2 separate regions of the Homo sapiens genome follow, and region 1 is linked to region 2. A link is an interaction called in ENCODE POLR2A ChIA-PET data of the cell type or tissue named here. Cell type or tissue: OCI-LY7. All regions are shown on one strand. Each heading gives the region's core, and the rest is flanking DNA. Links, peaks and the distances in the headings are about the cores only. Region 1 overlaps LINC01222 (long intergenic non-protein coding RNA 1222). Region 2 holds the start of LOC124904478 (a long non-coding RNA gene).

Region 1 (15,950 bases), core at 4,823-9,822, 410 kb before region 2:
TAAAAGAAGTATGTTCATAGAAGCAGATCTAGTAAGGTGATGTTGGAGTTGAGAGATGGGATAGATTGCTTCCCAAGACATGAGGATACTTCTTGGAGTAATTGGCATTGAGTTATAATGTATGGTAGAGTTAAAATATATGATCATATAGAGAAAGACTTTTCAGACATAATGCAAAAGCAAAAGGTGAGTAGTAGTTTTCTATTGCAGAATAAGAAATTATCACTAATTTGCAGTTTAATATAACACACATTTATTACCTTAAAATTTCTGTGTATCTGGAATCTGGGAAGAGCTTAGCTGAGTCCTCTGTTTGGGGTGAACAAGATTGCAAAAAGGATTTGCCTGGAAGTACAGTCTCATCTGAAACTCAACTGGAGAAAGATTCATTTTCGTTGGCAAAATTTAGTTCCTTGCAGTTAAAGGACAGAGAATTTCAGTGTCTTGTTGATGTTCAACTGGAGACCATCCTCAGCTCCTAGGGGCCACCCTAAGTTCCTTGTCACAATGGTCACCCAACATGCAGCCTACAACATGGCAGTGTAGTTCTTTAAATCCAGCCAGGAAAAAATAAACTTTAACAAGATGGTCACACCATCTTCTCTACATAATCATAAATATGTAATCACATTCCCCCTGTCTTGTATCCTATTGGTTAGAAGCAAGTCACAGGTCATGGTCATACTCAGGGGAAAGTACTATTCAAGGCCATAAATGTCAGGAGATGGGGATGATGGGGGGCCACCACAGAGCCTATCCACCACAGGGTGGAAGGTGAAAGTTTTGGTTTAGCTGAAGGGTGTGACACATGTACGTGGGACAATCAGGTTGGAAAAGAAATTTGGGTTCAGGTTGTGGAAAGAATTGAATGCCCTACACTGGAGTTGAACGTTATATTTTATATACAAGAGGAAACCATTGTTACATTTTTGAATAGTAGGGGAAACTTAATGGAACTAGGCTTCAGAAAGTTTAATCTGGAAATGAGTTGTAAAATGAATAAGGAAAAAATAATTGGTTTAGGAATAAAAGTTAATATATTAACTTGTTGAAAGAATGAAATAATGAATATTGTAGAAAATATGACTATAGAATTGGAATTTAAAATGAAGCTTGTTTCTTAAACTGAATTACAAAAAGGAAGGGTGATCAGCAACTCACCCATTCCTTACCAGGTCAAAATTACAGGCTTCCCTTTATACACGCATGTAATGTAAAATGTTCTTTGGGAAATGTCTCTATAAGAAGGAGAGGTAGGTCTGTGAGACACTCAGGTGTGGAAAATGAGACCTCATGATACTCATCAAGGGGAAGAAAGGTGAACCTTGTAAACATAAGATACCATCTTTAAAAGACCATATATTAAAAAAGAGTAACAGTAGTATGTCTAGGAAAATACTGGATACTGGATGTGCATTATTTTGTGTAATTAAAAAAATTTCACTCTATTGGAAGCACCATCAAATTAAAGAAACACTGACTTTTCATGAGCATCATATAAGGGAAGTGGAAATCAGGATAAAGAAATAGGATAGGTGGAAATAAATAGAACTTGACAGTAAAGAAACATCAGAGAGAGATAATAGTAATAATTGACATTTTTAATGTAGGCAATTAGGAGGTTAGTAATAACCAGAAGGATATGTTGGAAAAAGAGTAGGTTTTAGGGCTACAAGAAAAGTATTGGCTTATATATACTAAATTTAAATGGTTTTCAGAACTGTTGCTGAAGATGTACAATGCACACTAGAACCCACAGGCAGTCAGGAGGAGACAGGTGGATTCTTGGAAGTCACTAGGTAAAGGTGACAATTGAGAGTATAAGACTGAGCAAAATTACCAAGGAAGTGAGTGTGGTTAGAGAAAAAACAAAGACTATGAGCAAATCTTTATAAAGTATCTATATCTCAAAGATGGGATGAGGAAGCAGAGTTGGAAGAACTTGAGAGAGAAGAAAAAGGAAGAGTGATCCTAAAGGTAGTTAAAAACAACAAAGCGAGTAGAGTAGTAGCTCAAAGGAGAGAATCATCTAACTAAGAGATGCAAAGTTGAATCTTTAGAGTGGTCAAGCAAATATTGCAGCAAGCCAAGTCTAAAGTAATAAGAAGGCATGGGACAAAGAAAAAGTGAAATGCATGTGACTCATATAAAGTAACTGACTTCAAAAGAAATATATTTTTTAAAAACAATGTCCTTACGGAAAATACATTGCTATCTTGATTTGGTCCACAGGGTGCCTGTTGGTGATCTCTAGTCTGTAGTAATGTATAATCCAGAGAACAGAAGTAGAATGAAATTGAAGAAAACCATTGTTTCACAAGTAAGAGTTTCTTAATCATCTCTTCGTGAGAGATGTTTTATTAAATGGTGGAAGCAGAAACTGAAGCGTAAGATTTAAGGAGAAAGTGAGTGATCAGGAAGCAAAAACCTTGTCTGATTTTATAGTAATGTAAAACTTGAAAAAACTCTGTCATGTAGTCGTGAAAACAGCCATGAGAAGGTTATGGCTGGTCACAGACAACAGGGGAATGATGAGGCTAAATACTGTGTCCCCATTGGAGACAACAAAGAGCTTCATGAGGCTAATGCAACAGTCAGAGCTGGGAGTGGGAATCAGCAGCAGTAGCCAAGGAGCAGAAGTCCAGCCAAACCTATTGAATGGTATCTTGCTGGTGAGTAGGCTACTTCAAAATCACTATCCATTCCACCTCACCAGCTTCCCCACAGATTTCAAATGCCACCCAGATTTTCAGTGAATAATTTACCTTGGGAAGGCGATGAGAAGTTATTAAAGGGGCAGTGGCTTGATCAGCTCCTTGGGTGCTGCAGGTTTGATTTTTTATTCTTAGAAGACATGAGTCCTGCACAGTTGTGGAATGGATGGGGACAGCCATGGTAAGGAGTTGTATGCCAGAAACAAGAGGGCAGCTTGGTGGAATCAGGCCCTGGAGCAGGACCATGGGGACTGGATCCCAGGCATAGGTGGAGTTGTGAGCTTTTGAGATAGAAAATGACACTTCTTTCTCTAAGTCTGTAGAAGAAGGAAAGTGAATACCTGGAGTTAGAGATACATTTGAAGTGGAGTAGAGGTATATCAGATAAGCTCCCACTGGAAAGTTCTGGCCTCTTTAACATCAGCCTAATGACGGGAAACACTGGGAAGAGCCATGACACAGGTGACCTGGGCATGCCTGTGTTAGGTGTTCAGTTTTAACCTGATGAAAAAGGTGTGGTTTTCATGCTGCTAAAGAACAGTGGCTCATGTTTCACAGTCTGCCCAACTAACTTCATGCTCTTTGCTTGGGTTCAGTCACTCAACAAATGTTTACAGAGGTTCAATAATATGCTGTATTGCAAAGTGTTTAAAAAACTTTATTGTTTATTTTTCTGACTAGAAAAGGAATATTTTTTCTTTGTAAAAACCTATACAGAAGAAAAATGAATAGAATATCATTTAATAAGTATTTCTTGAACATGTACCATGGGTTGAACCTCATATTAGCAGTTAGACACGCAATAGAAAACAAAACTGACATGACCTTGCTGTATAAAACTTATAACCTAGTGGAAGAAACTAAATTCTGCCCAGACTCTCCCATCACACCCTCTCCAGGTAAACACTATTTCGTTTTGTGTATATTCTGCCAAATATTTTTTATATTTAATATACTTCAAATAGTTTTCATCACATTCTATGAGTTATATTTTTTTCCTTTTTGCTGTGTAGAGATTAGGGTAGCTTCATGCTACATTCAGATACTAATTTTGAAGTTTTAGACAAGATGACCAAAAAAGGATGGCAAAGAAGGAGCTTAGAGCTGAAAGGGATTTCAAACGTGATCCCTCTCTTTACAATCTCTCTTTGAAATCTTCTTATTCAAAGCTGTATAATCAAATAGGTGCATTTACATGAAGTAAAACACATTAATTAATTTAATACATTTTGAGTGTCTAGTTTGAGCAAGATAATATTCTAAATATGGTTTACTCACTAAAGCAAATTTCCAAGAAAACCTAATTTTTTGGAAACAAACAAAACCTGTGGAGAAGAGCTAATAATAAGTACTTTTGCAAAATTCGTATGCTCCAGTTTAAAAAAAGAAAATTAGAATTCAAAAAGGGAAAAGGAAGACAGAAAATTTCAAGCTAATCTGGAGTGCGGAGAGGCAGATTTCTTGATTTTTCTGGCTGCAGTCATATACCAACATTTTAGTTTTATTCTTCTCTTGTATTGGAATAGTGGCTGTTTTAAAGATACATAAGCATTTATATTCTCTGTCAGCTATCTATTTAGGGATAAAAGAATTTACACACCAGAGCACATGGGAAAATGCATGCATGATGATAGAATTTTACAAATTTATTTATTTTGGGTTGTTATAGCCCTTCTACCCTTTATTCTCATTCAAACTCCCACTTTTTAAAAAACATCCCATCTACAGGGAACTGCACAGAAAATGTGAAATTGGTAATTCTGCTTACTCTGCTGCAGAAGAATGTAAGAAATAGCTACAGTGTATGTCACTATAATTTATGACAGGGCAGTGACAATAACTTAAGGACACAGAATAGAACCCAACTACGCACCATTAAATAGTTGATGAGCTTGGAGTATATCATTTTGTTGATATTTCTATCTCCAACACTCAACAAATTATTGCCCCTGCAATTCCCTACATTTTTCACTTCCTAGAAATGTCATGTATAATCCAACATAAAATGGAGACCATTTGTGCACTTTTCACTCAGTTTGTTACTGTAAGAAAGATGTTTTAAGGTAAGAGCTAAAATATTCAATCCAATTCAATAAAACATTTATTGAATACCCAATATTATGGCTGCACTATAAGAAGGTACAGTAAATGCTATAAGCGAGGTCTTAAATACAAAAAAAAAAAAAAAAGGAAAATGACTACCTCTTTATGGGGAAGAGCTGGTTGGTATTGAACAATTTCTTTCCATAGGGCTCACAAGTGTCTTGGCTCTCTAGCATCCTTAGGAAGGAAACCTAAGAGTGATAAACTAAAACTAAAATAACAAAGGAAAGTATGATTTAGGAAATTTTACCCATAAGGTCCGACCTGCTGTAAAACAGTAAATATATCTAAATGTTTGGTTTTGTTTGCTGCCAGTAAAGAGGCTCATTAGAGTTGGAGATGTTATCCTAAAGTGTTTTCAGATAGGATCTCGGTGGCATTTCAGTTTAATCCTCCCAATTCTTTAGGGGACCACTCTGAATTTATCTTACAAGGGGGCAGTAAGCATAGAGAAAAGATTACTTCTCTCGGCCTTTCTCTAACCAGATTTTTGGTTATTCTCAGACAAAAGGAAAAATGTATCCGCCTTCAGAAGTCTGTCTACAAAATATTCTCTCCTATTTGTGTTTAAAGTGTCATCTCTCAGGAACAGCAGCTCTCTATGTTACAGCAATTCCTTTATTTATTCATTTAGTTACAACCAGCGCTTACTAACTGTGCATGAGGCCTGCAGGAGAAGCCATCAAAGTATACAGGGAAATAGTATAGAGAATATTAGGAGGATGAACACATAATCTAGGAATGCTCAGCCTAGACTTGAGCCACCAAGGAAGGAAAAGCATGCTGAGACTGGAAGTACAAAGAATCATGTGAAGTGTGTGTGTGTGTGTGTGTGTGTATGTGTGTGTGTGTGTATGTGTGTGTGTGTGTGTGTGTTTTCCCAGAAAGTTTCAAGCAAGTTGACAGAATGTTCAGTTTAAGAGACAAGTGAGATTCCTTTAGAAAACGTCTAGGAGCTTACAACCTTGTGTTATGTCACAATTTGAACACTATGTGTGGCAGGTTTTACATAAGCTCTCTGTACATGTGTCTAAAGAGTGAGTGCACAAGTTGAGAAAAAAAAATCTTTGCTACGTAAACACAGGCTAACTTGCTTGATGTGGACAGAATGTGGGGAAACTTGGATCCCTGAACATCGTTGCCTTTAGATTTCATCCAGGCTACTGAGTTACTGCATAGTAGGAGTTAACAGATGGCTCTGGTTCTGACCCTGGCTTTTGCTGTGCAACTTCCTGTGTTATTATCTGTGTGACACTTAGAAAGTTAGTTCACCATTGGAGCCTCAGCCTCGTCATCTGTAAGTTGGGAATAATAGTAGTACCTATCTTAAAGGGTGGTTGTAGTCAATGAATTAATACATGTAAAAAACTTAAGACATTGCCTGACGTGTCTCCTTGTAAATGTTCTTTTTCTTTCTTTATCTTTTCTTTTCTTTTTTTTTTTCTCACTCTGTCGCCCAGGCTGGAGTGCAATGAGGCAATCTTGGCTCACTGCAACATCTGCCTCCTGGGTTCAAGTGATTCTCCTGTCTCACCCTCTTGAGTAGCTGGGACTACAGGAGGGTGCCATCATACCCAGCTAATTTTTGTATTTTTAGTAGAGATGGGGTTTTACCATGTTGACCAGGCTGGTCTTAGACTCCTGACCTCAGGTGATCCACCCACCTTGGCCTCCCAAACTGCTGGGATTACAGGCGTGAGCCACCGTGCCCAGCCATAAATGTTAATTTTAATTATCATTCTATGTTAAATTTGTTGTACAAGTGTGAAAAATAAAATTAACCCACTGACTTTGAGGGATGTATATTCTGATTATCCCTTACAGTGTGGAAATAAGTTGTCTTTAATGAAAAATAAAATACTTCAACAAGTTCCTTCTTAGTAACACCAAACTAATGGCAACATAATGGACAGAGTTTGCTTTAACTTCCTGAGATAAATTAAATCACTACATTTTAAAATAACTGAAATGGACTCTCTCTCTCTTTTAAATAATATTTGGGTTTAGGCCCTAAACCCAAAGGCCTAATTCTGCTTGAGAGCTCTTTTAAAATATGACCTATTTCTTTCAAGTTTCTCATTTTATTATTTATCCTCTTGGAGCTCTCAACTTTCAAATAAAAGTGAATGTATTTCTTTTAAATAAGAGGAGGTCTGTGCAGTGCACACATCTAGATTCTGATAGTGCCAAGAGAATTTTTTTTTCAAAGCAGCAGTTCATGTTCAGCCAGCGCCAAACGGAACTTAAAGCTCAAAGGGTTTGACTAAATTTAGAAACCACGATGTTCAAGTGGTTCTAAATTTGACAAAGCAAACCAGAAGCTAACCAAAATCGCACATAAAATGATCTTTTCTATTATGACAACGGATTGGACAAGATATTATTATGCTAAATTTAGGAAAATCAGACCAATAACTAAAAATGAGCTACTTAAGGCTGAAAATAAATGTGTTCCTATTCCAGAAGAAGGAATTCTAATATCTTCATGAATATTTTGAATGATGTTTCCGATGTTATGAAGTTGAAAATATCAAAATTACTAATCAAATTTAAAAGAAGAAAAGAAAACTGTTCCTATCAAGTATGTGGTCTCTCTGGCAATGCTTCCAATCTGAGTTTCAATATTCTCAAGAGCAGCTCATGTTTGACAATACTTCATAAAATAAACCTGAGTTGTCTACCTGATTTTCCATACCAAGCCTATATATTTCATACATAATATTACACAATGATATGTTAAACAAAGTTGATTTAGTCCTTTTTCTGTGTCTTATAATTTTAATTGTGTGTAACATTTCTAATTTGTGTTTTATTCCTAGTACACACATTTGCTTCATTCTGAGCCAACCATCTAGTACACTGATAAAAACCTGCTAAATTGTTTTTCCAGGGCAGAAATTTTAGGTTGAACCAGGAAAGGCAAGATTAACTGCTAACATACTACAGTTATACTTTAACATTATGTGAAACTATTATTTTAAGAAATAGTGAAACAATTAAATGCATATGATGAAATTTTCTATTTTATTGCAAAATAAAATATAGAATATGGTATTTATTAAGTTTTTGCAATAGTGCTTTAAAATAATAGTAGTGCAGGATTTTACTAATGTCAAAGCTATAACTGCAAGTTAACTTTGAGTCAAGTTAAAGGTGAAAATTATGTATTTTCTGAGAAAAAGAAAATTGCAATTTTTAGAAACCACTTTACAGTCTAAATCAAACTTTAAGAGAACTACTCCAGTTTCACTGTGCGTTCCCTAGCCCTTCTACTGGCCTTTAGTGTAACTACCTAGCTTACCTAAGGTTCTCTATTGAAGTAAGAGCATTTTCATTTCAGAATTCCTGTGATCCGGTACATACAGAAAAATATCAAGAGAAGTTAAATTTTAAAATGATGGACCTTTTCCAATTAGATTACTTCTGATCAATACAATGTCTGATTTTTATAAGATGACAACTAAAATTCAAATTCGGATGTCAAAAAGGTTTAAATAACCCTCCCTCCGATCTCTGTAAGTATACATTAGATGTGGGAACCAATAAAGTTTTAGACAAGGAAGATTATTTCATGTAATGGGAAAGCTGAAACCTTAACACTTCTATTGTCTACCTGCCTTACTTCTGAAAATAATTTCTTGCAATGTTCCATGAACATTAATGCATCAGTAAATTACTTTGGATCATGAATTTGTACTGGAAACGGTACCAAAACTCTGAGTTTTCTGTTGGTTATTTATCTCTAAGTTCATTACACAGTATTTGAACAAGGCACAAAGAGCCAAATTAAATCATACTGAGTAATTGCAGGTAATTGCAGGTCATTCTTTACTGTCTACAGGTGGATAAAAAACAATTTATTTGGGGATTAAGAAAAGTATGTTGATGGTTTTCTTATCACAAAATATATTTTTATTGTAAGGACTTAGAATATGCAGATAAGCAATATAATGACAATATATCCAAAGATAACTAACATTAATATAATCTGGGGGGTATAATAATTTTATACATGTTTATAATTTGATTTATATTTATCCAGTGAATCAGTTAGGATCCCATCAAGAGAGTAAAAACACATGGTAATTTGAACAAAGAAGTTTATGAGAATTTTTTTTAACTGTAACAGAGGTTTGAAGTAATGAGGGATTTGCAAGCAGCAGTAAAATAATGTTAAGAAACACGGGAATACAGATATATGGACTAGCCACTATCCCTAGGGTTGAGCTAGAGATGGGCCAAGGGGCCAAGTGAGCACACCATGACCACAGGCACTCTGCTATTGCCCAAGGGAGAGAGCAACAGGGAAGTGGCTCGCTTCTATGAACTGCAGGAGCCATGTGCAACAGAAACCACAGGCTCCCAAGAGTGAGGTTGGATGAGTGTCTGAGTAAATGAATGAGTCTCATTTTACTTACCTGATATTTTCTATCAACCTCTAATTGATGATTTTCCTTTCCTCTTATTGTTGTCTTCAAGGTCTTCTTCCTACTCTGTACTCTCTCTGGGGATCTCTTTACATCCCACAGCCATTGAATCTTAAAAGTAATACAAGAAATAATTGAATGAAATTTCCAAGGACTTCAGAATATAGATCACTTTTTTTCCCTAACATCTAGAACAGTATCTAGCGTATTGACAATATCCAATAATATTTGCTAAATAAATAAAGAAAAATGCACACTGAAGAGTCAACATCATAAATGAATAAAAACATATTCAAAAGTATATCATTCTGAAATTGTACAATGCATACAAATATTTGATGCTAAAAACTTCTACAAAGATAAAGAAGATCACATATGGGAGTTACAACATTTAGACTTCTGAAAGAAAATTAATTCCAACCTAGACTTCTATGCTCCATTTAAAAAATTAATCAGAAGACACAGATTAAGTAAAGCAACTTACAGATAGGTTAGATCTAAAAATATGTATTTGTGATACACCCTTCTGTAGGAAGATATACATCACCAAAATAATGGAATAAATAAACAAGACATAGGATTAATGAAAAATGATTACAACACAGGAGAGGTTGAAAAGAATTCCTGGAATAATGTTGAAGGGAAATCCTAAGACATCAGCCATTCTTCAAGTCTAGAAACCCCAAGGCTATTGAGAGCATGAAGACTAAGGAATGAATGTCTCCAGGAAACAAAAAAGGAACCAATGAATTCATGACACATTACCTGGTGAGACTGACCATAAGCAAACATAAACAAAACAATTTCCATAGGTATTTTATTGTTTGGAATGTAGCAATTTATGAAAAAGAAGAGACGAGTATTAACTCCAGTACAAACAAAGAGTTATTTGGGTAAGGGTGCAAATCTTAGTAAATGACTTGGTTCAGAAGTAAACAATATAACACAACTTTTAAAAAGTTGAGGGGTGAAGACTGAAGTGGTAATTTAAATACAAAATTCTGATACAATTTTATTGAGAGGAGGGAGAGAGGAGTGGAGAGAATTTGGTATCATGGTGAAGAAGTGCTAATTTTAATGGTGCATAAAAATAAGTCATTGGTATCAGTGATACATATTATTTTGTAATATGAAGACTGAAGAAAGAGAAAGGAATATTTTTCTATTTTATTTTGGTAAAAATTTTTATTTCTATTATCTCCCTCCTTTCAATAAAATTGTATCAAAATTTGTGTTTAAATTACAGTTCAGTGTCCCCTCTCCCTCTTTTGTCCCTGGGGGCCAGAGTTTTTATTATTATTTTGAGTTATTGAATTTTTAAAAACTAACACATATTAGTTTTTGAGATTTTTTTCTTGTTGTTCTTGGGTTATTGACAGCAAAGGGGTGGAGGAGGAGAGAGAAGATAAAATGAGCAAATAAAAAAATGGTAAAGTACACAATTACTGGTTTCTAGGACTCTTTTGTCACTAAACTGAGCTATTGCAATAAGGTTCCTGCTGATTTTTCTATCACCAATCTTTCCCGTTAATTCCATCTTTCACAGAGCTTCCAAAATTATCTCCTAATAACAGATCTGGTCATTCACTTTCTTGTTCAAAAGCCCAAAACAACTACTGATTGATCACGTTAAACTCCTCTGTGTGACATTTAAGGCCCTGTCTAGTCTAACTCCAACCTAACTAGAGTTTATTTCATTATTAATCGGTGCTATAAATCTACACCCTGGCAATTAAAGATTATTTTCTCATCTCTAAATAAGACAACCCCTTTACACTTCCATCCGTTTCTCTTTTTTTAATTTCAATAGGTTTTTGGGGAACAGGTGGTGTGTGGTTAAATGGATAAGTTATTTAGTGGTGATTTCTGAGACTTTGGTATACCCGTCACCCAAGCAGGGTACACTCTACCCAATGTGTAGTCTTTTTTTGTTTGTTTGTTTGTCTTTTGAGATGGAGTCTTGCTCTGTCGCCCAGGCTAGAGTGCAGTGGTGTGATCTTGGCTCACTGCAACCTCCGCCTCCCGGCTTCAAGCGATTCTCCTGCCTCAGCCTCCCGAGTAGAGTAGCTGGGATTACAGGTGTCCGCCACCGCACCCGGCTAATTTTTGTATTTTTTAGTAGAGACAGGGTTTCACCATTTTGGCCAGGCTGGTCTCGAACTCCTGACCTCATGATCCACCTGCCTCAGCCTCCCAAAGTACTAGGATTACAGGCGTGAGCCACTGCACCCAGCCTCCAATGTGTAGTCTTTTATCCCTCAACCCCCTCCCACCCTTTCCCCCAAGTCCCCAAAGTCCATTTCTTGGCCCAGAGTTCCTATCATTTGCTCTTCCCTCTTTGACCTAACTTATTTCCTATTTTTTTCATACACAAAATGCTAAAGGCCCAGGAAAACTTCTCCAATCACCTGCATTGACATACCATTTTTCCTCTTGTGTTGCCACTGTGCACTGTGTTTTTATTATAACACTAGCAACATTTTGTTTTGGGTCACAGTATGTACCTTACACCTATCTGGTCCACAAAACAAAATTCCCTTTTTCCTTGAGAGGAGAATCTGTGTCTTACTCAGAGGCATACTTCTGTGAATGTTTATCACAATGCATACAAAGAGTAAGTATGCAAGAATTGCTTGTTGAATTTTAAACAAAATATTTTAAAATTGCATAAATATGTATGCCTATTTACTGTTAATATTCATAATGAGTCTATCAAAGATAGTGACCAAAATGTTCTAACTATAAAATGTTTTCATGATTTGCCATTTATAAGGAGAAATTCAAGACTCGGCAACCAATTGTTTTAAGGCTTCCAATGACTCATAAAATTATTCCAAAAGTTATAGAAAACTTATGTTTGAAATTATTTATTCAAAAATTATTAGCAAAGCCCTAACTAGTATCTCCCAAATATGTTGAAATTAAATACAATATGAAAATCCAAGGTCTCATAGGTGTTATTAATAGTGGCATTTTTATTAGCAAGATAATCTATTCAGTTCTATGGAGAATACAAAACTGAGAAAGTCTTAATAATTGTAAGCTAGAGACCTATAGATTTTAACGCTTGACTTTTTTTTACCTTAATGCTCATTCTTTATTTATTTTCTTTTTTAGTTCTTTTAAAATTTCTATATAGTTCACGAGAGATAGCAATCTACAAATAAGGACACTTTGCTAGGTATCCCCCCCTTCCACCCATTCTCTTTCTCCTCTAATAATTTATGAGTTGATCGAATACATCAACTTTCAGATTTGATCATGAGTACTTTTTTGGAATAGTCCAATTAGCCTTGTTCTGCTAAATATGTCAATAAGAGGAAACCGAGTGTATTTTACAGTATGTTTTTCAAGCATCTCTCCACTGCAGCTGTGTCAAGTATACTCACAGCAGATGTGAATAATGCATGCAGTGCTGTTTCCTAAAGCTCTATCTGCAAATCAAAAATACTTATTATTAGAGACATAACAATTTTTACTCCACGTATTTTAATATGTTTTATAAACTTAATGAAACAACAACAATTGTGACAGGTCAATGTTGAAAGAAGAAATTAAGTGTGCAATGAGTGTTGCCCTTAAAACTTAGAAGCTTCCAGATTATATGTAACTCAACATTTCTTGAATGATTTTTACCACCCTGGTAAGTATGAATAAATTGGGGCAACACTTTCATAAATGCCAGGTTGTGAAACTATTTGAGATTTAAAAATATTTGAATTCCAGAAATTAAAAAGTGAGTAACAAATAATATCAATATAAATTATTTATCAATAGTCATTTTAAATGTCTCTGCAATCATTTTCCTATTTTATAAGCATCTATACTGCATACCATCTGCTGATACTTATTTTAATTCATAAAAAGACTATGTTTAAATGAAAACGTAAGTGACAGAATCAGAACAAAAGGGAAAGGGCAGGAGAATAAACTGAATAAATTCCAAATATGACTTCTAAAGGCAGACAATATAAAAGCTGTAATCTTAGTTTAAGCCTTACACTCCTTAAACACAGTAATTACAAGACATCTGCTGGGAACACAGCTTTGCTATTGGATAACCTTAATTGCCCTGTAATATTTCCTGACACTCCCCAAAATATGCCCCATTGCTAATAATTCATTCACATTTCAGCACCATTATTAGCTACTAATTCAAACAATCAAGACAAAGACAATAAATGGATGACCTTGAACAATTACCCACTCAGTGAACAGAATTTATTTTGTGCTTTTCAAAGACGTAACTGCTTTCCTGCGACTGTGAATAGCACTCCAAAATCAGGCAAATGCAGACAAGAGAAAAAAATCGTGGCATAAATGTAATGTTCCTTCTGATACTCTTAGAGGACTAGTGTTAAAACTTATCCACATATTATGCTTTCTCTAAGAAAAATAAAAGGAAGTATGAAGTTCAAGCAAGAAACAAATTCTCTTTGTAATAAATAGAGATAATTTAGTCAGGAATAGTCAAGTATACATTCAGTTATTTCTTTTTTGTTTCAACCTGTGAGAACATTTAAGAATCACATAAATTCAGAGCCAGGAAAAACATTCACTACTCACAGCAAAATGGTGGGAGTTTAATGGACAGCTCCTCAGGGGGCTCCTCTTGCAAAATATTTTAAACACAGTCTGCCAAGTTAACACTCCCTCCCCCTCACCTCCTCCTTGTTTCTCAAGAAATTTGAATTTTTAAAGAAATGTTGTACTCTTGGCCTTTTCTAATATGGAATGCATTAAGAGAAAACCCATAAATAAATGCTTACATATGCTTGTGAGAAATAAAGCAGACACCTCAAATTGATCTATTTGCCAACAAAGGGGAGGGGGAGCAGGCACAACCGAAAACTAAGGCCAACGAAGTAACAAAGATATGGGTGAACCTATGTTATCACTGTATTTCTTGGATGTATTGTGGGGCATATTCTGGTTTGGTGTGATCCAGTTATAAATGCAAGAAGAAAGGATGTAGAAAAATGGGTTAAGCAGAGGCATTCCAGTAGGGAAAGAATTTTTGCATTTTTTTATGGTCTGAAAAATCCCAGCAAAAATATTGAGTTTTTAAATATACAATCAAACAAAGAAAAAGCAGGTTTTGAATTCTCTTGACAATATGTGATCCTATAAAACAATTCTCATAACATTACAGAAATTTGTAATATATATATCTTAAACAGCTTTTGTATATGAAATCCTCTAATTCCTTCTCTGCCTTTTCCTCCTCCTCTTTTTCTTTGTTCTTCTCTTTTAAAATTTTATTCTTATGGATTTCATTATACCTAAAATTCATAATATTATAATTTTTCCCAGTGTTTAGAGAAAAAGTTTTGGAAGACAATTATTTCTAATTGTGTCATATTCCCCCTCCACCCCAGTGAATGTTTGCCAAGGCATTTGAAAAGTTCTATCATAATTTTTCACATAGAAAAAAAACCAAAAATATTACTTATGTAAGCATTTTATATACATTCAGTTCAAAATTTTTATTTTAATTATTTCAGCCTAATAAAAAATGAAATAGAATTTATCCATACAAACCTTACATAGTCATTTGTTTGTTTTGGAAATTTCTGTGTTCAAGAATTTTTTTATACAACATTAGAGACACTTATGTTAGACCACATATTATATAATACAGAAAAAAATTATTTGATTGTATAAAAGCAAAAAGAAACTCTACCAAAATGATAAAGAAACAGGTTAGAAAGCTGAGGGTGAGAGGTTGAGGAAGAACCTGAAACATTTATTCCTCAACAATTGATCAGAGGTGTACAAAATACACAATAAAAAATCAAGCTTAAGAAAGTCAAAGATGATAACATATCACTGGGAGATTCACCTAAGTCCAGAGGTGGTTCTAGGATCACTAATTATGCAAAACACTGAGGGGGAAAATAATGATCGATTATCTACATGTTGGGCTATGTACTAGAGGCTTCTCATAAAATAGGTTTCCATTTGAAGACATTATAATGTAGTTAGAATGACAAAATTAATACCCAATATAACCCAAGTTTCTTTTACAAGCCTCAAAGTAGGTATTAATAGGGTCACTATCGCATGTGTACACATGTATGTGCATTTACAAAAAGGATTTCAGCTTGCTTCCCTCAAGGTTTCAACTTACTATTTCTAGAAAACCCAGAGGAGAGTCTTCTGTGTACTTCACACTAATGTATTTTCATTCCTTCCTTTCTTCCTCCACATTTCCCTTTTGGTACTTAAAGTCCCTGGAAGGTGCAATCTTCCTATGATCAACAACAGCCTCTGTCTCGGTAAGAAAAGCCAATGTCCGCACCAAGGGCATGATTACCCTCTGCCCAGCCTTGAGATTCCCAAAAGTTTCTGGGCTTCTTATTGCCCTCCCTGTTTTAAAGCAATGAGGAAATTCTTCTGTCCTCCAAGTCATGCTACGTATTGCCCTACATAAAACTGAGTGAGCCCTGTGTTTTCACAGACTGCCTCCTGGAACTGGTGTTTTCCTTTAGGATCTAGACATGAGTTCATTCTGCAGCTCAGAGAAAATAGACCACAAGCTATTTTCTCCATGTTTCTTTCTCACCTGGTGGCTCCATGCAAACATTTTTACTTCATGGAAATGTCCTCATGTAAATAGTATTGCATGCTTATCATTTTGAGGTTCTTTACCTATGGTCTCTCCTTTGATCCACAAAAAAAGGTGATGATGTAGTTGCTCCCATTA
Region 2 (15,950 bases), core at 6,783-11,782:
TTATTTGGGACCTTGCTAAATTTGTCAAAAAAAAAAGTACCCCATTTATTTTTATCACTTCCAAGTATAGAAGAAAATAAAAATACATAAAGGTAAGAAAATGCCAAAAGCATGATGACTCACATAAAGCACATATTTTGAACACTATATCATGTAACCAGTGGTGACCACCTAAGCAGTAGCAACAACAGGGCACTTATATAATTTATAATAAATCCAGCCATATAGCTGAGTTTTATATTTTATAGGATCAAGACCCTCAATTTAGCTCAAGAAAACAGCGTAGGAACCTCAAGTCAAAATGATTTAGGATATGTATTTTTGTAAATAATTTTCAATTCAAGCCTTTTGCTTTTCTATACTTAATCTTGTAATATGAAAATGCAGGCAGATAATTAAAAAGAAAATAGAAAATAACAAAAATAAACTAATATAATATTCACTTATATTTTTAAGGTAGTATTTATTTTCTTGGGTTTGAATTAAGCTCCTGAAATTGTAATAGTCTAGGTGTCTTTGAAGCTTTGAGACTTTTAAGTTTAACAATGTTAATAATGATATAAACAGGTTTAAATGTGACTGCTGACATTATAATTAAAACTGCCAGATCTGGTTTACATAGAATAACTCATTCATTCATGATCTACTGTGATTACTTTGTTTGTATATTGTGGTTGATATTGTAGGGCTTTATGTATTATTCATAACCTTATTATAATTAAACAAATTTTCTGTTTTGGACGAAGTATTCTTAACAGGTTATGTCTGAGTACAACTATGTTGGAAATTGTTCTCAACTAATTTCATATTCAAAATCTATAAAATAATTATCTTCAAAAGGCCCAGAAAGTTTGAGGCATAATCTTTTGACTCTCAGGATTATTGAGTTTCCTTAAGTAGATAGAATGTTTACTTGACATAGTAATAGTTCAATAAATGATAAGCATTGATTATGACATATGGTACTCCTGACATTATATTATGCCAGGATTTCTTAGTCCCTGCCACTACTGACATTTTGATCAGATAATTCTTTGTTGTAGGGATCTGTCCTGGATATTATTAGATACTCAGAAGCACTCCCGACCTCTACTCACTAGATGTCATTAACATCTAGTTTTCAACCAAACCAAAATTTTCAACAACCAAAAATGTGTCCAGATATTGCCAATGTCCTCTGGGGTATAAAACTGCCACAAGTTGAAACCCCTGTATATTTTTTAAAATAAGTTAGGGAAACAACAGAAATGAGCTATATCTTTTACCTTTGATTGGTTTAAAACCACTTTCAATTAACACGGAGTAATCATGGCAGTTTTTCTCTCCTTCTTCCATAGCTATGAAACAGTTACAAGAGAAATGAAGAAAGGTGAGGTGTTATCAGGAGAGAAGGAGATGGAGTAATGCCAAATTGTACCATCTAAACTGTGTGGAGAACACATGCATAGGAATTGTTACTAGGTTGTTCTGTGGTCCATCAAAATCTCCATCTCTGACACATATAAATGCAGAAATTGGTAGCTTTTCAAGTAAAAAAGAATAGGCTTTGTATACTCCAAAGTGATTTTCAATGAAACAGAACATTTACATTTGTCCTTGCTATTTTCCCGGAGTGTGCCATGACAGAATCCTCACCCGGGGTGAACCTCCCACCGATGCCTCATCACACTGGCCCGCCTGTTGTCATTTTTGATGTGGCCTTGTAGAGTCCTGCTCAGAGCTGACTTAGCTCTGGGCTGCTCCTTACAGAAAATGTTAACAAGCACAGGCATTGAGGAAACAGCTCTCCTGCAGGGATTTTGACCTGAGGCCACAGATTCAGGAGTGAGTTTATAGCTTCATAGCATGTTTTTAATTTAGTCACCTCAAAGATTTGTATTTCTCAGACTTGCAAACTGCTCACCCCTCCTCCCATCCCTTGAGGGTCCCCCACCCCCATTCCCAACCCCAGAGGAAGTTTCTCTTGCAAAGAACAGAGAGTCCAGTTAGGTAACTAATGAGCTACATACACTGCTTGATAGACAGCTTTTTCCCTCTTCAAAAGGCAGCTCATAGGGGTGCTTTGTGTTTGTGCACTACCAAAGTCACCACAAATCACCCCTTATGCGGCCACCTCCACCAAATTATTTTCTATTTATGAGACTTGATCACTAAGAGTAGCTTTTAATCTGAATTTTGACAATTGAAATTTTTAGCTACCTCTGAAAACAAAAATAATCATTCATAGAATTAACTTTTTATACAGAAATTTCACATTCTGACGACTTAAAGTGGCAGGTTTTATACAATCTAAGTTTTCTCATTATTGACAGTTTTGTGTCCGGTAATTCTTTGTTGTGAGGTCTGTCCTAGGCATTGCAGGATGTTCAGCAATACCTCTGTCATTTACCCACTAGATGCCAGTAGCAGCCCCCGCCCCTCCCCCACAGTTTTGACAACCAAAAATGTCTCCAGACATTGGCAGATATCCCCTGGGGGTAAAACCACCCCTGATTGAGAACCACTGATCTAATGTGGCACAGAGTAAGTATCTGTCATTTGATTATGTGCTGGAACTTTAGGACTGTTAGACATTTACTACTAGAAACACGTACAGTTACAGATAGCCCTTTTTTCCCCAATAAGGAAAATCCTTAAGAATTTAATTTTCAAAAAACTTTTTTACCAAATATCTTGATAGATATGAAATGGAGAGAAACCCATTTATTAGGAAGCCATAGTTTTTCATTTTTTTGTGAGGGGTTTAAGTAATAAGTGTACATTTTCATAGTCAAGAGAAATATGACAATTCTCTCTGGCAGTTATATACCGGTTTCATGTGGACTTCCCAATTTCCTTGGATCAGGTCCAGAACCTCTGTATTGTAGAGTCTTCAGGGGAAAGCTGGGCCATGAGATAAGTTGAACCTGTTGTTATTCATGCATTTGTGATTGAATAATAGGGAACAAAGTGACTTAACATTTTTCACTAAGAAGATATTATCAAAGCAGCAAGTGCCAAGTTTTACCAAATAGAATTATTAAAAATTAATTTAATTAATGTAGTTTTGATATCACTAGTACATGAGGTACAGTTGTTATTAATATTTTTAATTTTAATTTTATAAAATGGATCAATATCTATGCAACTGTGTAGTTTCTGACTTATCTCAAGTAAGGAATTAAAATAGAGCATATCTATTGCACTTTACAAGCATTATCCTTGACACATAAACTTTAAATAAAGGCTATTTGCTATAATCCATAAGAAAAACTCTGGTGATGAGCAAAGAAGTATGTAACAAGTGGAATAATTACAAAAATGGAAAAATAAAGAAGCACAAAAAATAGTGGCACTGTAAAATGCAGTGACATTTTATACTTAATAGCTTTGCAGTTTAGAGGACACTTTTGCTATTACACCATAATGTATACAAATTAAATAATGAGACCTCAGTGAACAAAAGGCAAATAAATAATTTTTACTTATTCTTACTGTTACTAGAAGCAGGAATGGGATATGGAGTATAAATTTTGTCATGCAATAGGTGGAATACAGTATGATGAAGGGCTTCTCAGTAATTTTGGAGAGATCTTCCAGGTAGCTCAGAAATACATGCTGATCTCTATAAAATCTTTCCTGCTGTGTGATTTCAAAAGGAAGGCAAGCTTGCTTGCAGGCATTATGTAACTGGCAACTGCAATTGGAGAGATGTTATTGCCTGGATCTATGAGGTGCCAAACATGGATAGAAACAGCAGAACTCTAATTGTACAGTTCAAGGTTAATTAAGACATTGTACTTTAAACAACTGACCTTGCAGTGAGTGTGGAGAAGGGATTATCTCCAATTAGTGCATCAATTTTGAGGTAAATTACCATCCACGTGGATTATTTTGGCTTAGCATGGGTTATAGATCAGAGTAAGACACAAAAGATGAAAAAGGAAATGTCAAAAGAAGAGCATCATACAGGGTCAGGAACAACAACAACAAAAATCCATTAGTTGCTTCTGACTAAAAGTCTCGTTAATCATCTAGTGAGAATAAATGGAAACTAATACAAAAACATCGTTAATATTTTATGTTACTTCTAGATCATATTTATGTCTTCATACTTAGGTGTATCTGTAGAGTAAACCAGATATATTATTTCATATAGCAGTTTCTTTTTTCATCACTAGATATTTTATTAGCTTTATGTAGTCAAATGTTAAAAGAATAGCCTTCAAGTATCGTTTCAAATTGGTGAAATGGTGGATCCAACTAATATTTTTAGACAAAATTTCAATGCTTAATGTAGGAGGGTCCTATAAAATTACAGAATTGATAATAGTCTGTTAGGTATTTACATATTTATATACATTATCTCAGTATTTACATGGCTTTAATCAATATTATTTTACCTCCTTGGCTAGATGATCACATTATCCAATTGTATATGAAAGCGGCCTTTGGTAAAAGTGAGGAGCTTGTTTAAAGAGTTTCTACTATAAATCTTATAGAAACTATAATAATAATTACAATTCTATCATTTATTTTTTCATGTAACACACACACCTGCACACCTATGCATGCACACACTTACACACACGCATACATATAAATAACAGGCACTGTCCTATTTTCCTTTTGCTATATGTATGATGTTAGCAAAACAGTTACAGTCCCTTTACTCAAGTAATTCTCAGTGGGGTGTGGTCCACCCTAAGGAGTTTAGGAGTTGCACAATGGGAAGATTATCAAAAGTTTTAAGCAAGGAGTTACAAAATCTAACTTACATTTTTATTCCTTTTTTTTTGCTATTTTTCAAAAAAAAATTAATCTGACTTACATTTTTAAAAGCTCTCCTTTAAAAACTTTGCATAATATGATGCATGTACTATGGAGATCCAAGAACTGATGTAAGGATATCAGCCAGGGAGCTAGCGCATTGGTCAAAATGAAAATTAATGATGCTTGATGCTTGGAAAAAAGAATGGAAAGAAAGAGATGGAGAAAAATCAACAGGATCCAGATATAGTTTTGAGGTAAGATTGACAAGACTTGAGGCTTTGAATTTGAAGAGGGTGATGAGGGTGAGGGTGAAATTTGAAGGTGGAAAGGTTCAAAATCAGAAACCTGTTTGTAAAGAAATTAAAAGTTTCATGACAAATTCATACAGAAATCAAAAGAAAATATCAAAACTATATGGGCTTCTTGATAAACTGGATGACATAATATTTTGAATTTTGAATTAAAGTATAGTTTTGATGATGAAGCTGGGTAATGAAGTGAATTCTGGGGCTGACCTACTAAACTACTTTTTAATCATTTACCATTGAGTGGGAGGAATATGGAAGTCATAGTTGACTAAATTATCTAATGGGGGTTCCCTAACTCCTCTCTCTTTTCACAACAAATTTTTAAAAAGTCAGATACTTCCTTTTTCAACTTCCCTTATAGCTAGGGAGTGCCAGGTAGACTTGTTATTGCCAACAAGAAGTGAGTGAAAGCATGCTTCTGCTGCATGTGTTCCTAGAAAGATGTTTCTTATCTGATAAAAGAAGAGAGTCAGATATACCACCTCTTGTCTCGCTCTTTCCTCACTCTCTCCCTTATCCTGTTCTCCCTAGTCTTTCCCTTGCTCTACTGTAGATGTCGCTTCACTTTCTCCTTGTGTTCTCTGACATGTGAGCCATGAGCCACAACTTGGTTTAATAATGTGATTTGGCTGTCTCTCCTCATGCCTGAATAGTCTTGTCATCATAGTTGCTTGGACCAATAAAATGGGAATGCAAGTGAGGTGTCATTTCTGGGTAGCAGTGTTAAGAAGTCCTATAAATCACTAAATATTCACCCAGAATTCTGATAAATCAAAACTGAAATATCCTACTCCAGACATCTTGTTAAGAAGGCAATAAATATTGATGTGGTTTGGCTCTGCCCCCACCCAAATCTCATGTTGAATTGTAATTCCCAAAGTTGGGGGAAGAACCTCTTGGGAGATGATTGACTCACAGGGGCTGGATTTCCCCCATGCTGTTCTCATGATAGCAAGTGAATTCTCACAAGATCTGATGGTTTAAAAGTGTGTGGGACTTCCACTTTTGCTCACTCTCTCTCTCCTGCCACCATGTGAATAAAGTGTTTGCTTCCCCTTCACCTTCTGCCATGATTGTAAGTTTCCTGAGGCTTCCCATTCATGCTTCTTGTTAAGCCTGAAGAACTATGAGTCAATTAAACCTTTTTTCTTCATAAATTACCCAGTCTCAGGTAGTTCTTTATAGCAGTGTGAGGACACACTAATACAGAAAATTGGTAACAGAAGGGTGGGGTATTGCTATAAAGATACCTGAAAATGTGCAACTGACTTTGGAACTGGGTAATAGGCAGAAGTTAGAAAAGTTTTGAAAGCTCAGAAGATAGGAATATGTGGGAAAGTTTAGAACTTCCTAGAGACTTGTTGAATGGTTTTGACCAAAATGCCAATAGTGATATGGACAATGAAGTCCAAGCTGAGGTGTTCTCAAATGGAGATGAAGAACATACTGGGAACTGGAGTAAAGGTCACTCTTGCTATCCTTTAAGCAAACAGACTGGTGTCATTTGCCTCTGCACTAGAGATCTGTGGAACTTTGAACCTGAGAGAGATGATTTAGGGTATCTGGCGGGAGAAATTTCTAAGCAGCAAAGCATTCAAGATGTGACCTGGCTGTTTCTAAAATATATGCTCATATGCATGAACATAGATTATCTGAATCTTGAACTTATATTTAAAAGAGAAGCAGAGCATAGAAGTTTAGAAAATTTGCAGCCTGGCCATGCAGTAGAAAAGAAAAACCCATGTTTTGGGAAAAATTCAAGCCAGCTGCAGAAATTTGCATAAGTAAAGAGGAGTCAAATGTTAATAGCAAAGACAATGGGAAAAATGTCTCAGGGCATTTCAGAAACCTTCTCAGCAGCCCCTCCCATTACAGGCCCATGGCTAGGAGGAAAAAATGGTTTTGTGGGCCAGGCCCAGGGCCATTGCTTCAGAGGATGCAAGCCCCAAGTGGTGTTTGGCCTACAGTTGCGCAGAAGGCAGGAATTGAGGTTTGAGAACCTCCTCCTAAATTTCAGGGGATGTATGGAAACACCTGGGTGTCCAGGCAGAAGTCTGATGCAGTGGAGGGGCCTTCATAGAGAACCTCTACTAGGGCAGCAATGAGGGGAAATGTGGAGTTGGAGCCCACATGGAGTCCATTCTCACACAGCTGTAAAATACTACCTGAGACTGGGTAATTACAAAGAAAAGGAGCTTACACAGTTCTTCAGGCTTAACAGGAAGCATGACTGGGAAGCCTCAAGAAACTTACAATTATGGTGGAGGGTAAAAGTGAAGCAAATACCTTCTTCACATGGTGGCAGGACAGAGACAGAGTGAAGGGAGATGTTCCACACACTTTAAGCCATCAGATCTCGTGAGAACTGACTCATTATCAGAGAACAGCATGAGTGAAATCCTACCCTGTGATCCAATCACCTCCCACCAGGTCCCTCCCCCAATGTCGGGAATTACAATTCAACATGAGATTTGGGGATGGGACACAGAGCAAAACCACATCATTCCTCCCCTGGTCCCTTCCCAATCTGATGTCCTTCTCACAATTCAAAACACAATCATGCCTTCCTAACAGTCCCTGAAAGTCTAAACTAATTCCAGCATTAACTCAAAAGTCCAAGTTCAAAGTGTAATCTGAGACAAGGCAAGTCCCTTCTGCTTATGAGTCCACAAAATCAAAAACAATCTAGTTACTTCCAAGATATAATGAAGGTAGAGGCATTGGGCAAATGCTCCCATTCCAAATGTGAGAAATTGCCAAAACAAGGGGGCTACAGGCCCCATGCAAGCCTAAAACCCAGGAATGCAGTCATTAAATCTCAAAGGTCTAAAATAATCTCCTTTGACTCCATATCTCACATCCAGAGCATACTGATGCAAGGGGTAGACTCCCAAGGCCTTGAGCAGCTCCGGCCCTGTGGATCTGCAGGGTACAGCCCCCATGGTTGCTTTCATGGCCTGACGTTGAGTGCCTGTGGCTTTTTCAGGCACACAGTGCAAGTTGTCAGTTGCTCTACCATTTTGGGGTCTGGAGAACCATGGCCCTCTTCTCACAGCTCCACTAGGCAGCACCCCAGTGGGGATTCTGTGTGTGGGCTCCAACAAAAAAATTAGCTGGATGTAGTGGTAAACACCTATAGTTCCAGCTCCTTGGGAGGCTGAAGCAGGAGATTGCTTGAGCCTTGCAGGTCAAGGCTGCAGTAAGCCATGATCAGGTCACTGCATTCCAGCCTAGGTGACACAGCAAGACGCTGTTTAAAAAAAAAAAATTGTGGGTGGAGGACATGAACAGAAATATATTTCAATTGATGTCAATTTGTTTGGTACTATTCAAGGTTTCAGTATCCACTGGGAGTCTTGGAATGTATCTTCTGTAGATAAAGGGCCACTACTGTATTACAATGCCTATCAAATGTCTAGCAGAGAGAAAGGGCTCAGTAAATATTAGCCACTCCACCTCCAGAACAATAGCCATAGAAATTTTACTGTGAGAGGGTAAATAGATGTTTAGTTAACTGTTTTCAAGTACAGTTTCCAGTAGAAAAATAAGTATACAATCAAATAAAATGTCCATTGTTGCAATACCCTGAAATAATTTGAAAAATTCAGAATCTACTTAGTTTTAAGGTCTTTGAGGTCAGGAGTGAAACCTAAACATAAGGAGGCTATAAAGTACTAGACATTTTGTGTTCTTTGTAATTGACATTTGAATAAATACCAGGGGAAACAGGAAGTGAGCATGGAAAGCTTCTAGATGCACATTCTAGATACTGTAGGGAGGCTCTGCTATCTGCCTCTCTAAGTCTGTTCTGTTACAATGCAGCTAAGTCTCACCATGGGTTCTCCCATCCCTAGAGTGCTCCCTTAATCTTTGTTCCTGGCCTTGGATCATTAGACCTGCAGTTGTTACAGCCCCAGATATCGGCAGCTGTGTTTCTAACCATGGCTTGATAACCCAACCATGAACTTTGACCACCACCATCTGGTTTAACGATGTGGCTTTGTTGTTCTCTATTCAAGCCTGAATAGTTCCACCATCACGCTTGCTTGGCCCAATGAAATGTGAACGCAAGTGATGTGTGACTTCTGGGTGGCAGGGTTAAAAGCCCGGGTATGATTCACCAAGCGACCTATTCCCTGCCACATGATCCTGGGGGCAGATGGATAGCTGATCTCTGAGTGACTACAGTGAACAAAGAAAGAAAGACTCCTGCCAAACCTTGTGGACAGGTAGTACAAGCAAGAAATTAACTTTTGTTCTGTTAAGTCTCTGAGATGTTGGTTGTTGTTTTCCATTGTATAACCTACTTTTCTTGACAAAAACCCTCATTAAAGCAGAGCCTGAGCTCCTCTCCACTATTTAAAGAACTTGGGGATCTAGATCAGGACTAGCCATCCTGGAGATGTTCAGTAAAGATTCTCTAATTGAATACAAAATGTCCAATAACAAAATATGGGTTTTTTGAAGGCCCAATAGAATGGGTCATGTTTTAGTCTCATTTTATGATTTATTAAAGTCAAGGATAGCAAAGAAAGTAATATTTTTTAAGATGCTTAAAATAGAGTGTTAAAGTAGGGGAGAGGTTCTTAACCTATTCCCTTCACTCTTGTGTGAGAGAAGCTATCATTTAAAACCCTGGCTCTTTTCATACTTCAATCCTACTGATGTTTTTCTTTTCTTTGAGACGGAGTCAGGCTCGAGTGCAGTGGTGTGACCTCTTGGGTTCAAACGATTCGCCTGCCTCAGCCTACTGAGTAGCTGGGATTACAGCTGCATATCACCATCCTTGGTTAATTTTTGTGTTTTTTAGTAGAAATTAGGTTTCAACATGTTGGCCAGGGTGGTCTCAAACTTTTGACCTCAAGTGATCTGCCTACCTCAGCCTCACAAAGTGCCGGGATTACTGGCGTGAGCCACCATGCCTGGCCCCTACTGACTTTAAAAATATGAAGTTGTATGGTTGAAAAGTAACAGATTTTTCTTCCATTTTCTTCCTTTTCTCACTTTTCAGTCAGATAATTGGAATGTTCCCTTTGTAAGGTTGGGAAGAAGGACGATCAAGTGGGTAGCTAGCTCCTTGCACCTCTGTGGAAGAGCTAAACTTCCTCTGTGAAGAGCTTCACCACAGGGCCCTTGGCACTGGGGACAGAGTGGCACATTTATACCAAGCACCCACTTCCACTTTCTCTCTAACACTTGAAAACTTTCACAGTACTTTTTCACTAAGGCTACTGTCAAGTCTGAAAAATAAAGACATTGTTTCACTTAGAAGTTGTATTACCTGTGGATTATTTAAACTCCCCTAAATGACATCTAGATGATATAGTAAGAAATTTGTTGTGTAGTGTACAGTCAACTCAGATACAAAGAATGTAATGGCTTTAGTGAGCCAACTGTACTTGTAAAATTAAAACTTAACCAACATGTTGAATCAGGCACATAAAGTATTGGCTAAATTCATTTGCTTCCTTATAGACATTACTTTAGAAATTCCTCTTTAGTGTTTAAATAAATAATAATCTAAAGTAAAAAGCACAAACAGGAAAATAGGCTTTACAGTTAATTATTTTCTTTTGAAGTTTTATTCTTATTGTTTTTACTCTCAAGAAGTGGCGAAGTATCTTTAACTGGGTAAAAGTAGATTGTCTTTACCAAACTGTATATTTGGGTTTTTGTGAATTCCCAGTATCTTTTGGGGTACATACATAGTGTGCCAACATTTGAAAGTAAACAGAGAAATGAATTCTGCATATAAGTCTGGCTTTTTACGTTAGGTTATGATCAAGACAAGTTGATTTGTTCCTGGACACAAGGTGAGCCCATATGCTACTAGGTTACCCCTCACCTTGCTAGACAGATGCAGATTTATGAGGGCAAACCTTATAGGAACATCCTCTATCATTCCTCAGATGATAAGGCACTGGCTCCCATATTAAGTTTTAACAATCTAGTGAGTGAAAAATGAAAAACAGCGAGTATCTCTGGATTTAATCACAGACACATAAGAAAAGTAAAATTATCATTCAACCTCAGGGATAGTGGATGAAGGCAGAATCTTAGTCTTATAAATTTAATTTAATACATGAAATGCCTCCAAGATTTGAGGCTTTGTGGGATAATAAGAAACAATCACGGAAGACCTGCACTTTGAATAATCCAACGTCAATTTTTGCTTTTTATCTTACTCAATCTCTCAGCAACATTAGACATGGTTGACCCCTTCCTATTTCTTGAAGTATTTTCTGTGCTTGGCTCCCAGGATGCCATACTTTCCTGATTTTTTTCCCATATCATTGGCTTCTACTCCTTTGTCTTTTGTTGATTCAGTCTCAATTCTCCAGCCTCTGAAGTTTAAAATGCACCAGAACCAGTCCATGGACTTATTTAGCCTCACTCTTCCTACTGATCTCCACACAACGCCATGTGTATGCTGAGGACTCTAAAATATTCCGTCTCTTCCTTGGTGTCCAGACTTGAATAACTGCCTACCTGACATTTCAACTTGCATCTCAAACTTAACATAACTCAATTTTCCTCAATAAAACTTTCCTCTCCATTGTTATCCATGTTAGTATATGAGACCATGATTTGGGCAAAAAACTTGGAAATAAATCTTTATTCCTTTTTTTCCCTCATATCCACCCAATCCATCAAATTTTATCAGCACTTCCCTTAAGATATTCTATAATTGTATCATTTGTTACTACCCTTGTCCAAATCTACGTTTACTCTTGACCCCTTGCAATCAATTTTCTACACAGCATCCAACATGTTATTCTTTAAAATGTTAAATATTTTTCTTTGACACATACACTATTGCTGAAAATCTTACAATAGCTTCTCATCACACTTAGAATAAAACCACAGTGCTTTCTTCCTAAAAGGTTCGTATTATTTGAGCACTTGGTTCTCTCTCCAGTCTCATCCTCTCAGTCCTGTGAACTGTCTCAAGCTACAGTGACCCCCACAGTGTTTTTTGGCAAGTCAGTCATGCTCCTATTGCTCTTCTTAAATTTGCTTATCTTTCTGCCTCAAATGTTCTTCCTCAAGATAGCCTCATGGCTCACTCCCTCAATTCCTTCAGTGTATCTTCACATTAATCATTCAAAGAGGGTCTCAAGTAATGTAACCAAATCTATTCCACACTCTCCTTTATCCCCTACCCTGCTCAATTTTTCTTCATGGTCACCAAAAACAAGTAAAAAAATGAGACAATGATCTTCGATACATTGGACATCAAACAATAAAAAACAATAATTTCTGAAAGACTGGAGTCAATCAAGGTGATCTCTAATTTTCCTCAGCTTATTGATTTAAAAAAATAATCCAGACCTCAGAACAGGGAAGAGGAATGCAAGTACAGCCTAGAGAACTTCCTGAGTTGAGGAGATGAAACCAAGAGTCTGGGGAGGCCAACACAGCTGGAGTTTTCAGGATATAGTATATGAAAATAGAAAGCTGCACCAAAAAAACCCAAAAAAAAACAAAACAAAAAAAACAACTCCAGAGACCTGCAGAAGAAGGTCCTTTTTTCAGCAGAATACTGATCAACACATGCATGTGAGGAATCCATCCAAAGCCAGGGGAAAAAAAAACACTCAAAAAATTAGAGAAAGCAGTGTCTAGCATTAACACTGAGCTCTCACCAGCCAGAATGCACAACCATTTAATTCACAGGGCATTAGTAGAGTACTCAGAAGGGTCTTGCCTCAATAGTGGAAAACAATTAGCCCTAGACTAAACACTATTCTGGTCCCACATAATGAATCATAAAAGCAAAACACAAAAATATGAAATTGTTTTTAAGTAGCTGCATTCTACAACAAAGCTCAAAAAGCTGTAGGAATACAAATAACATGCAGTATTCAACAATGCAAATTCAAAGTGTCTGGCATCAAATAAAAGCTTACCAGGTACGCAAAGAAGTAGGAAAATATGACTCATAATGAGAAAAATGTCAATCAATTGAAACTGACCCAGAACATAAGCAGATAATAGAATAAAAGCATAAAAAAAGAATACTGCATTCCATATATTCAAACAAATAAGTAACAACATAAGAATGGTATAAGAAAGACCCAAATCAAATATTCAGAGATAAAAAGTACAATGTATGTGATTTAAAAAATACACCATATAAGATTATCTGATTATTAAGCTTTAGTGATTTTGAACACATAACAATTAAAACTATCCAAAACAAAACATCTAAAATAATTTTCAAAAATGTCATAAATGAACTATGGAACAACTTTAAGTAGCCTAATATGCATTTAATTGGAGTCTCTAGAAAGGGGTGGATAGAAAATACATATGAAGAAATAATGAATGAAAAATTTCCAAACCTGATTAAAACTATAAAACCACACATATACAAGTAGTTCCATGAAACCCAAGGACAAAAAAATGAAGAAAACTACAGCAAGGCACATCAAAAACAAATTGATCAAAACAAAACCAGTGCTAAAAATTAAATATCAAAACCAGTTTAAGAAAAAAAGAACTTTACATAAAGAAGAACAAAGATGAGGATGACAGCAGATTTCTTACTAGAAACAATGCAGGTAAGAAAACAGCATCTTTAAACTATTGAGAGAAAAAAGCATCATTCTATAATTCTATTCCAGTGAAAATGTGTTTCAAGAGTAAAGGTAAGCTGGGCACAGTGGCACATACTGGTAGTCCCAGGTACTTGGGAGATTGAGGCAAAATAATTACTTCAGCCCAGAAATTTGAGGCCATCCTAAGCAACATAGCAAAACAACATCTCTTAAAAAATAAAAAATAAAATAAATAAAATAGAGCCAAAGCAGTTTTTTTTTTTTTTTTTTTTTTTTTTTTTGCCAGACATGGTGGTGCATCCCTGTAATCCCAACACTTTGGGGGATAAGGCAGGAGGATCATTTGAAGCTAGGAGTTCAAGACCAGACTGGGCAACATAGAAAAACCTCCTTTCCACTAAAAATTTAAAAATTGGGCTGGAATGGGTGTGCACACCTATAGTTCCAGCTACTTAGGAGGCTGACGCATGAGAATTGTTTAAGCCCAAGAGTTCAAGGCTGCAGTGAAACATAATTACACCATTGTGCTTCAGCCTGGGTGAAAGAGCAAGACCCCATTTCAAAAAAAATAAAAAAATATTTTTTGGAAAGACAAAAGCTGAAAGAATTCATCACCATTTCAGATCTGCACTGTTTGGAAAAAAATAAAAATATATTATGAAATTTATAACATATAAAAGTAAAATGTATGACAATAATAAAAAGGGCAGGGAAGGGTAAATGGAAGTATCAATTGTAAAGTCTGGTAATGTACTGTTGCAAGGCTCTTATACAATATGTAAAGTAATGTCACTTGAAAATAGACTAAGTTAAAAATGTATACTCTAAATCCTGAACAATGAGTAATACAAAGTATGATAGCTAATAAGCCAATAAGAAAATGTAATAGAAACAAAAAGTTAATCAAAAAGAAGGCAGACAAAAGAAGGAAAGAGGTGAAAGAAAAAAATGGACAAATGGAAAACAAATGGCAAAATGATAGATTTAAATCTAACAATATTAAAAGCCATATTAAATGCAAATGGTCTAAACATACCACTTAATGGCAGATACTGTCATAATGGATATAGAAACAAGACCCAACTATATACTGTTGATAAGCAATAAACTTTAAACATACACAGTTTAAAAATAATAAAATGAAAAATAGACACCATGATGAAACCAGTGGAAAGAAAGCTACGATCAAAACAATTGATTTTAGAACAACAAATATTACCAAAGATAAAGCTGATCATTTCACAGTGCTAAAGTGGTTTGTTGTTTAAGAGAATATGACGATCTGGTTCAAGAGCTTCAAAATGCATAGAGCAAAAACTGATAGAATTACAATAAAAAAGAGAGAAATCTGCAACTATAGTTAGAGATTTTAATTTCTTTCTGTCCATGACTGATAAAAGTAGACAGAAATCATTAAGTATATAGAATACTTGGATGACACTATCAACTAAACTGACCTGGTTGACATTTATAGCACACTTTACCCATAAACAAAAATCACACTTTTTTTTCCCAAATGTATGTAGGACACTTATCAATATAAATCATAATCCAAGCCATAAAACAAGTCTCAATACTTAAAAGAAGTCAATTCTTATAAAGCATAATTTCCGAATACCATAAAACTAAACTGGAAAAAAAAATAACAGAAATATCTTTGGAAAATCCTCATTTATTTTGAAACTAAATAATACTCTTATAAAACTTATAAATCAAGGAAATCAAAAGAAAAATTAGAAATTATTTTGAAATGAAAATGGACTTATAGAAGATCTGAATGAATATTAAAACACAGCATATCAAAATTTTAGGGATACCAGTAAAGCACTATGTGGAAGTATTTGTAACACTAAATATGTATATCCAAAAATTTAAAAACATCTCAAACCAATGACTTTAACCTTTAAAAACTAGAAAGAGAACAGTAAATTAAACCCAAGATAGGTGGAGGAAGAAATTAGTAAATATCTGAACAGAAATTACTAAACTAGAAAATGGAAAAATAATAAAGAAGGTTAATGAAATCAAGAGTTAATTCCTTGAAAAAGTCAATAAAATTAATGAAGTTCTCATGGCCAGTCTGATCATGAAAAAAGAGAGAGAGATGGTACAAAATAAAAGAATAGAAATAAAAGAAATAATATCACTACAGAACACATAAATCTTTAAAGGATATTTAAGGAATTATTATTTTAAAAACTTTTAAGCCAATAAGTGTGCAACTTAGATAAAATGGACAGATTTCTTGAAAGACACAAGCAATGAAACATGTTCAAGAAAAAATAGATTTCCAGAATAGCACTATATCAATAAATAAATGAAACTTGAA

The links. Peaks named below come from ENCODE experiments on the same cell type or tissue, not always from the same donor. Only the 100,000 strongest peaks of a DNase experiment are listed, where the experiment ranks them.
Region 1: POLR2A ChIA-PET joins it to region 2 with 6 read pairs; 1 of 35 experiments calls an interaction of 5 or more read pairs at or near these places.

Annotation. Positions count from the first base shown.
Region 1 is chr1:199,000,776-199,016,725 of GRCh38, reverse strand. LINC01222 (long intergenic non-protein coding RNA 1222) reads left to right here. Exons shown (of 3, transcript NR_110525.1): 2 at 8,158-8,332. It overlaps LINC01221 (long intergenic non-protein coding RNA 1221), which reads right to left and starts at 593. Exons shown (of 3, transcript NR_126351.1): 1 at 261-593. In OCI-LY7, for the core only: no CTCF peak of the experiment used is centred there; DNase peaks (open chromatin) are centred at 6,035 and 7,055; H3K4me3 peaks cover 504 bases; H3K27ac peaks cover 700 bases.
Region 2 is chr1:198,592,105-198,608,054 of GRCh38, reverse strand. LOC124904478 (a long non-coding RNA gene) reads left to right here and starts at 9,187. Exons shown (of 2, transcript XR_007066781.1): 1 at 9,187-9,289; 2 at 10,072-10,331. In OCI-LY7, for the core only: a CTCF peak has its summit at 8,943; DNase peaks (open chromatin) are centred at 9,064, 9,804, 10,184, 10,854 and 1 weaker place; H3K4me3 peaks cover 4,098 bases; H3K27ac peaks cover 4,610 bases.